2 separate regions of the Homo sapiens genome follow, and region 2 is linked to region 1. A link is a contact called in ENCODE Hi-C data. All regions are on one chromosome and are shown on one strand. Each heading gives the region's core, a stretch centred on a gene start or an enhancer-like site at or near the end of the contact. The rest is flanking DNA. Distances are from core to core; before and after follow the strand shown. Region 1 has its middle 300 kb from the start of CSNK1G3. Region 2 overlaps ZNF608 (zinc finger protein 608).

Evidence for each region. Hi-C counts contacts between places; a loop is a spot of excess contacts on that map. Pooled maps may share reads with other maps.
Region 2: a loop to region 1 is called in a map of heart left ventricle, with 7 times the contacts of the local background. The contact joins two enhancer-like sites. A Hi-C loop is called at or near these places in 3 of 168 maps with a recorded cell type or tissue (Right ventricle myocardium inferior, endothelial cell of umbilical vein and heart left ventricle) and 8 of 50 pooled maps.

What each region holds. Positions count from the first base shown.
Region 1 is chr5:123,808,590-123,812,837 of GRCh38, forward strand. No RefSeq gene overlaps it. Among named protein-coding and RNA genes, the nearest start is that of CSNK1G3, 300 kb to the left of the region's middle. Within about 2 kb of position 1,767, at least 4 of the 41 ENCODE cell types and tissues checked have a DNase peak (open chromatin) inside an H3K27ac peak, as active enhancers do.
Region 2 is chr5:124,653,220-124,657,467 of GRCh38, forward strand. The region is part of intron 3 of ZNF608 (zinc finger protein 608); the gene reads right to left. Among named protein-coding and RNA genes, the nearest start is that of ZNF608, 91 kb to the right of the region's middle. Within about 2 kb of position 2,217, at least 19 of the 41 ENCODE cell types and tissues checked have a DNase peak (open chromatin) inside an H3K27ac peak, as active enhancers do.

The sequences.
Region 1 (4,248 bases), core at 517-3,016:
AAACATTCATCTGGGAGGCAACTGAGCAGCACCGTGAATCTGTACTCTTTGTGTTATGAGACATCCGTGGGAAGCAGAAACCTAAAGGAAAAAAGAGACCGGCCCTATAATTCAAGAACAAGTCTCAGTGACTACTCAGAATCCCTTAGCATGTAATTGTCTATAGAGAGATACTGAAAAGTGAACTCTTATTATTATGGTTTCCAGGGAGGAAGGGGAGGCGGTGACCTGATAGACTTGACTTTACAGAAAGCTGAGATTTGGAATTTGGGTTTCTATTTTAGGCTCTGCTTCTGACCTTCCGTGCTTCCTTAGAAAGTGCTTTGATTTCCTCAAGAATAAACCAGAAAAATCTCTTTCTGTGCTGTGAGGCTTTCAAATGCAAGGGAGTCATCAGAGGCCTGATCAGCATCCAACATTCTATTTCTTTTGGGGATTGTGTTCTAAGATTAGAGATAGCATTTGGCTCCTGAGAGTGTTTTCCCTGGGCTTAGTTGGGAATGCAGGTGTTTTGCTTGAGAAATTGGGGCTGGAAACAGTGAGAAACCCTCTGTTTTTGAAAGGTAACAATTTGGAGAACTGAAAACCTTCACTTCCTTTCCATAAGGATGAACAGAAGTCCTTTCATTCACATCCATCATATTTTATTTCGGATTCAGAAACCTTTTAATTTCAGCAGAAATCTCAGCATATGTTATCTTGCTCCAAAACAGCAAACGATGGCTTAAAATATATTCATGCATTTGAAGTGCTCACTCTCAAAACAATATATATATATATATGTATATTTCTACTCATATGGCACATATTTCAGCAATTTTGTAGAGTTTTTTTTCTCTTTCTTCTTCCTCTTGCTTTAAACTATGCAAGCACGAAGCAAATATAAAGAGAATTCAAGAGCATTTTGTAATTCTTGAAAGGTTAATTGCACTATTTATAGACCAAACTGTAAAGCAAAAACCCTCAGCGTGACCCTTCAGGGTCACCGTAGTAATAGCAACCTCAGTGGAGACCTGACCAGTCATGAATTACTGTCTGTGATACTGAGAATGCTGACAGTTCAATCACAGCACTGTTTCAATAGAGAACTCCATATATTTAAAGCGCTGATACTGTTTTCCCTCTAAATGACAGGCTTGACAGATGGGCCAAAAGCACCGCAGACGTTTGAACAAGGAAATAGAGAGGGAGCCTGCTGGAAGCTGGGCCTCATGCAGCCAGGCGAGAATGATGAATAGAGTGTGATTGTGTCTGACAGGTAGTAATATAACTATTCATTCACCACAGAACACCTGGAGCACACTATATTAAATGGTACAAGATGGAGAGATTCTGTGACAAGAATAGGAAGTGTGAATTCCGGGCTGAGTTTAGGTACAGCAATATAAGAGGTCAGGGGTCAAGCAATATAAACTGCCTCCGAGAAGGCTGTAATTAAATTATTTGCTTACTAAAGTGTTTCTAATGTTTTGCTAACATGTTGCCAGGATGATTACTTCAGCATGTCTGAACATTTCAGATAGAAGCAGCTTCCTCCTCTCTCTCTTTTATTTTCTCTCTCTCTCTCCCTGATAACTCTCGTTATTATTATTACTTTTTTATCATCTGAAGTCTCTTTCTCTCTTTCTGGCTCTGTTGCTACTGCTCCAAATAATAGTCCTGGAAAAATCAAGAGAGAGGTTGACTGGCCAGAGAGCTGTCATCCCAGCAAAAGCACCTCCTGTGACCCCGGTGTCACTCTGCTTGGATGAGGGTGGCATGGAAGTCAGTCATTATCGGGTCATATGACTGGTGGCATTCTTTCATGTGCGAAGCAGGAAAGAAAGCTGAAAGGACTGCAGGCCTCATGGAGGGACAAGGGTGTGTCTGCAAATGTTTGCCTTTTGCCTCTGAAGTCAGTGAAAACACTGAGATGCTGCTGACCAGCTAAAGAATTATTTTCAAAGCAAAGGGTGAGGTTAGGGCCGGGGATTTCAACAGAGTTGGACTATTTTGCAGACCATGTGACTGACCTCTTCTACAACCTTCCACTGCACACATGCTAAATATTGCTACACCTGCTTCAGTATTAATTTTTAATTACCGTGTCTGATTGTCACATTCTGAAAGCTTTATTCCCAGGAAGTATCATGTCATAAGACATGATTGAGCAGACTCTTTCCAATTTGGCATTTTAACTTATGTATGCGTGTATTATATATCACTTACATATACAGAAAAGACATAAAATGTCAGAGTTAAGATAGCGCTCCATTTCACAATGTGTGTGTGTGTATGCGTGTGTGACAGCACATGCATTTATATTCTGCATTTTGAGTCCCACTAATAAACAGGAAGCCGGTAGTGAACCCTAGTTTTTTTTTTTTTTTCTAAGGTCCTTGGGAAAGGAAACACTTGGTGGTGGCTTTTACATGGGCAAATGTTCATCAACTGCCGCCTCAAATTAGTTTTGCTTGTCACTTTCTTTATTCACAGGATCCTGTGACAGCCAAGGAAGGTTACAGTGCTGCCGTTGCTGTGCTATTTGGAGGGTCCCTTTGGGAGCTGAGAGGCTGGTCACTTTTGTCTTTTCACATTCCATTTTCTCTTTTTGTCTTTGAGGCTGATTTGGCTGGTATGAAGATGGCTCCGACAGCAGGCTCACTGCCTATGTAAAAGCCCCATGTACCCAACCTCACAATTTCAGATTTGCCTTGCTTATGGAAAACACATTGTAAATAGGTGTAGTTCTTTTTTCCCAGCTTACTGCGGTGGGAGACCATGGGTTAACACTTACGAAAAGATTTTGCATGTGACCTCTCTGATTAGCTATGGAAAACAAAATCCAATTAAAGCAGCACCCCCTCCCCCATATAAACCCTACCAATCTTGCACCTTCCCTTAGCACTCCTTCACACCGTTCTTTTCCTGCTGGTATTGCTCAGCTATTTTAAATATTGTTGGTTATTGACTGAATTACAGATATTTCTATATCTTTATCTGTATCTATAAATCTTCATATATTTTATCTGGCTCATCCTATGAAAGAATATTTAATAGCTGTTATCTCTATTCTGGCCCCAAAAGAATGTGTTCTTGAGAATTGGACAAATGTGCAAAATCCTATGAGACACACCAAATAAGAGTACATAATAAAACCTCTCCTTTTTTTTCAGTCTTGGTGAGATTTCCCCATATTAGTCTTCTTTGTGGATATCAAGTGCAGATACTTTTTGTAGACATACAACCAAATGTTTCTCATTGCCTCTCCACCTTCTTTTTAAAATAAACTCACTTTACTTGTTGAATTGAGCACAGTCATTGTGTGGCCTTGTATCTAATGCATATCCTTTTTCCTTCCAGTTGAGAGCCTGCACAATACTTAGTGCTGCCAATAAGGGGAAAGTGACTGTTTTGCAAAATAATCAAATTGGATTATCCAGTGTGTAAATAGGCACTCAGTCTTTTTTTCCCATGTAAATCAGGAAAAGCAATTTGTTTTTGCAGAAAAAAACCTGCAACGCTGCTCACGGCTCCCCCATCTTGGCTGGCATTGGGAGTTCATTATAGGTGAGGAAAAAGAATTTGTTAGCACCCATACAGCTGAAGACAGTAATTAACTAATTTGCTTCCATTTTTCTGCAGTTTAAACATAGGTATTATGAAAAATATTCTGTTGAGTGACTTGAAATCTTGTGATTCATATTAAGATAATAACATGAGCTGGGTTACTAGATTCTTAAAGATCCATTAAAAAAACTATATGCAAATTTGCCCAATAATTTATTATTTGTGTGTAGTTAGAATCAGATTTGTGCATCACAAGGATGAATTAAACCTTGGTTTCTTTCAGGAAACAGTGGGTCAGGGTTGCCATGGTGTAAATTGGCATCATTTGAAATGAAAAGCCATATCACTTCATTTGTGCATTGAAGAAAATTGCTAATTTTTAAGAACTGTTTTCATCTTATGAGAGTAAATCAGAAATGTGGTTAAAATTAATATTAGCAATTTAATAGTCTTGGACACCCATACTGATTAGGGCTCCTTTAATGATTGCTAAGAAAGTGGAATTATAAAATAGTAGAATTAAAAGGAATCTTAGCAGTTATTTTGACCTGTGAAGCAGTCAAACTCAGAATTATAGTTTAGAGTGCTGTGTAGTTCTTGGACAAAAGAATTCAGGTTTGCTTCATTTTAGTTTAGGGCCTACTCCACTCACTGTAGTGAGAAAGAGATGAGGCATAAAATAGCCACCTATTGAAAGAG
Region 2 (4,248 bases), core at 967-3,466, 850 kb after region 1:
ATGCTGCCCCCAAAGGCCTATTACCTACAGAACATTTAATAAGAACAAGGTCTTTATTATATAACCTGAGCCTGTTACTTCCTCAAGCCAAAAAAGCCTGAGACCTCATAAGGATTTCAGTCAGTGTTCTGTTATGTCCTTTGTAAAGGGTTTCCAGGAAGATGTCAAGCCCAACAAACACTTATTGTGTGTGTCTACAGGGTACACATTAGGTGCCTATTTAGTGCTATGGAATCAACCATGTTTTACTTGGAGCTCCATCCAAACTCTGTACTTCAAGAGTCTGTGCATGAAAAGAACAGAAGAGACACAGGCATACACTGTGATGCACAAGTGGAAGTATAGTTTTGTCTATTACCTGCATTTTTACAGTAGGCCCCTTATGCTATCACGTCAGGCTAGACCCTGGATTTCATGTTCATGGTGCCCCCACCTAGACCAGTGATCCTAACCCTGCCCCCATCTGACTGGACCAGTGATGGGCACCTGGAGCAAAGGCAGCCAGCCCAACAGGGACTTATGTTGGGAATCTGAATGAGAAATATGGAAGTTCCAAAGAACTGGCAATAGGAGTAGAAGCCTAAAGCTTGCAAGATAGTAAGAGGCGTAAAGAACCATGATGGGCCAAAGTTCCAAGGGCGCAATAGCTATAAGACCAGGAAGCCAACTGCACTGTTGGTGCAACACCCTCAGGACTTTGTGTGCGTGTGTGTGTGTCCTTTTTCTCTCCAGCTTCATCACTGATAGAAGATTTCACCAGCACTCCCCCAGGATTGCCTATTTTCCAGCCATCTTGTTAAAAAGTTGTTCCTTGTGTTAAACTAAATTTGTCTTTGAATACCTTGGTCCTGGCTGAGCCTCCTGATACCCTGCAGATGCAGTCCACCCATCATCCACTCAACAGCCTTTCATCCAGGCAAGGATAATGACCATGTTGGCATTCTCCCCACCTCCTGCTCACTGTCTTTTTCCTATTTTTTTTTAATGAGATGGGCTCTCAGTATGTTGCCCAGGGTGGTCTTGAACTCCTGGCCTCAAGCAATCCTCCCCCGTCAGCCTCCCAAAATGCTGGGATTACAGTGTGACCCACCACACCCAGCCTCTATGTCTTCTTTACTCTCCAGCCTAGACAAGTTTCTTCAACCGTTCTTCATGTCACATTTTTAATTCCCCTAAAAGAAACCTTGAAGATGCCTTAGTCCAAATCCCTAGGGAAAGTTAAAGTTCCTAATGAATTAGAAGCAAATGGAGACAAATGCAAAGGTTCTCACTTCTGTGAATCCTTGCCCTAGACACACGCATACCAGGCACACTGCCAAAAGACAGCCATTCTCTCCTGGATCCCCACAGCACTGCATACACAGTTCTTGCCCTGATGGAAACGTACGAGCCATGTTTCCCTCCCCTTTCTGAGCTCACAACTAGACTCCTTCTCAGCCTCCCTATCAGTCCGATGCAGCCATGTGACTGAGTCCTACAGAAAGCAAGTGAGAGAACTGATGAATGTGGGCCACTTCCAGGCCTGGCCCATAAGAACCTCTCATCCCTTTCTGTCTGGCTGCAATGGAAATGGCTATTGTGATCTCGAAGTCCTCAGGATAAAGGTGGCAGAGTCTCCTTCATCTGGGACCCTGAATGACAAGGAGAACTTCCCAGGTCTGAACTTAAGGCTATTTGTCCTACCGTAATACATGGCCCCCATAATATTTTACTCTGCTTGTATACACAGTATGCCTAACTCTTCCAACTAGATGACACTCCTTGAAAATAGGAGCAGTGTCTGCACCCACAACCCCTGGCGGCACAGTGGCTACCTAATAGTGAGAATTCATTAAACACCTAGGAACTAACTACACGAGGACTGACGAGAGAGAGAGTCTAGACTGAATCCTACTCAGTGACTTCCTTTTATTACTACCATACTTTTTCAATAAGCATAATCTCCCACTAGTTTTATAGATGATAGACATTCTCTGTGGAGAGGCTTTGCTCCCAAGATGTTATAAATGTGGTTTATGAATTATTATTTCTGGTATTTGTGAAGCTGTTTCCTCAAGAACGGGGCAAATGCCTGATTTCCCAGTGGATTGACATAATTCTGTTTGTATTGAGTTTAAAGACTGCTTCAGAGTCTTTAAAGTGCCTCATCCCCGGGACAGAAGTCTTTGCCAAGCATCGCAAATGCTGAGTTTGGAATCAGACAGAAGTTTTTTTGAACTCTCTCAGACTACCACATCTGGATGCATTTGATGTGCATCCAGGCAGAAAACAGAAACCTCATTCGAATAACACCAAATGGTAACCCATTCATGCCATATGCCTTTAAAAAAGAAAGTTTACACATTTCTTTCCTTTTATATATTTTTTTCTAGTGAAACATTGGTGACAAAATGTCACAATATGCTGATTTCATGAGTACAGGATAAAATTCATATATTTCAGATATCATATTACCCTCCATTTTTACACAACGTGACTATTGTGCAAGGTATGATTTATCACCATTTCTTTGTTCAGGACTCCCTCCCCCCATTATTATGTTGTCGTCACTCTGTGGTATTCAATACTGGTACTTTGTAAAGGCTGAATCTTGTATAGCACAAGCTTCGCTGTTCCAGCCTCGGAGCTTATAACCTTCAGACAGATCCTTCTTCAAATATAATTATTTGGGAAAATTTAAAATGTACAACTAAGGTTGCTCATAAAATACCTGCCAGCCAAAAATCAGAGGGACTTTCCCATTACCTGTGCCAAGTATATATAGAGCACTAGGACAGGAAAAGTAAGTGTTGTCACATGACCATAAAATGCAGTATGTTTTTTTTTTAAAGAGCCCTACCGCTGGGCTGAATGTTTGAAGAGTCACTTTAAACACATCCTGTAATCAAACCATCTGGAACACAGTGCTGCGATTAGTCACCCTGAACATAGGGCTTTATCTGAACAAATAGTGTATGGCAATGGAGCTTGGGAGATAGGGCAGTACTAACAAAAGGAAGTGTAATGAAACACTTTATGCCCTAGTGTGCCGCCACCCCAGTCATAAACCCCAGAGACACACTGCTCTGGTGTTAATGTACTACTTTATGAAAGCACAGTGAGCTTAAAGATTAAAGGACTGAAGGGCTAAAAATTGCTGGTTTGGATAGATCTTCTCTGTCAGCGGCTGGAATATGTTGGCATCACTCTATCTGCGTTAATTATAACCTCTCAGATGACAGTTGAGCATTCCTATTAGGGTTTGGTGTTATTTTCAGGGCATTAGGAACAGGGTTTGTTTATGGGAGGGTAGTTACGATTCTTGGTTTGCCAGAGGTTAATCTGAACACAGACTTGTTTTTGGTTCATCTAAACCCAATCCACATACAACGACAACAAAAAATGAAACCTTAAGCAATAACAAAAGCAATGGAAAAATGCTGTTCTACTCTGCATTTTAAAACATGATAATCTTTCTTACTTGACTGTACTTATCTCTTTCAAAAGTACATTTGGTCATTGGTATACAATCTATGGAAATCCTTTTTTAAAAAAAAAATCTGAAAGGATTTTCCCCCTAAATACACAGAATAAGCCCTAAACACACACACACACACACACACACACACACACACACACACACACACACACACAGCTAAAGAAACCTTGTTTCCCCATGGGCCTTATGGTTTAATACACAAAAGAACACAGAGCCACTTCCATCACTGTCACCTCCCCTGCAGCCTTTGTTCTGAGGCCTGATGAGCTGTATTGATTTGGGAAAATCATTGAGCTTCTTTGGAAAACTAGACTCTCGCTTATTCACTGCCATCTATTTCTTTCCCATGAAGACAGGTGGTCAATATCCAGCTGACTGGTCAGCTAAAAGAAGCCCAAGCTGCTTTTTTCTTGCTTCCCTAGTAACATTATCATTTCCCACTTCTAGAAGATACAATGGCCTGTTAAGGAGTCTTGTGAGTAAGAAGAGGGAGCAGAAATAAGACTTTTATAAGGCACCACCGGTAACACTAAGATGCTGTCCCATATGTTCACGTGGGAGGCTGCACCGCACATATAGATGGTGACGATATTTTCACTGACCAAGTTTAAGCATCAGTGAAAACTTACAGGGCCCAAGATATAACATGAAAAGAAATACTAAATCAAAACAGATCATTAGAGACCAGGTGCAGTGGCTCACGCCTGTAATCCCTGCACTTTGGGAGGCCGAGGCGGGTGGCTCACGAGGTCAGGAGATCGAGACCATCC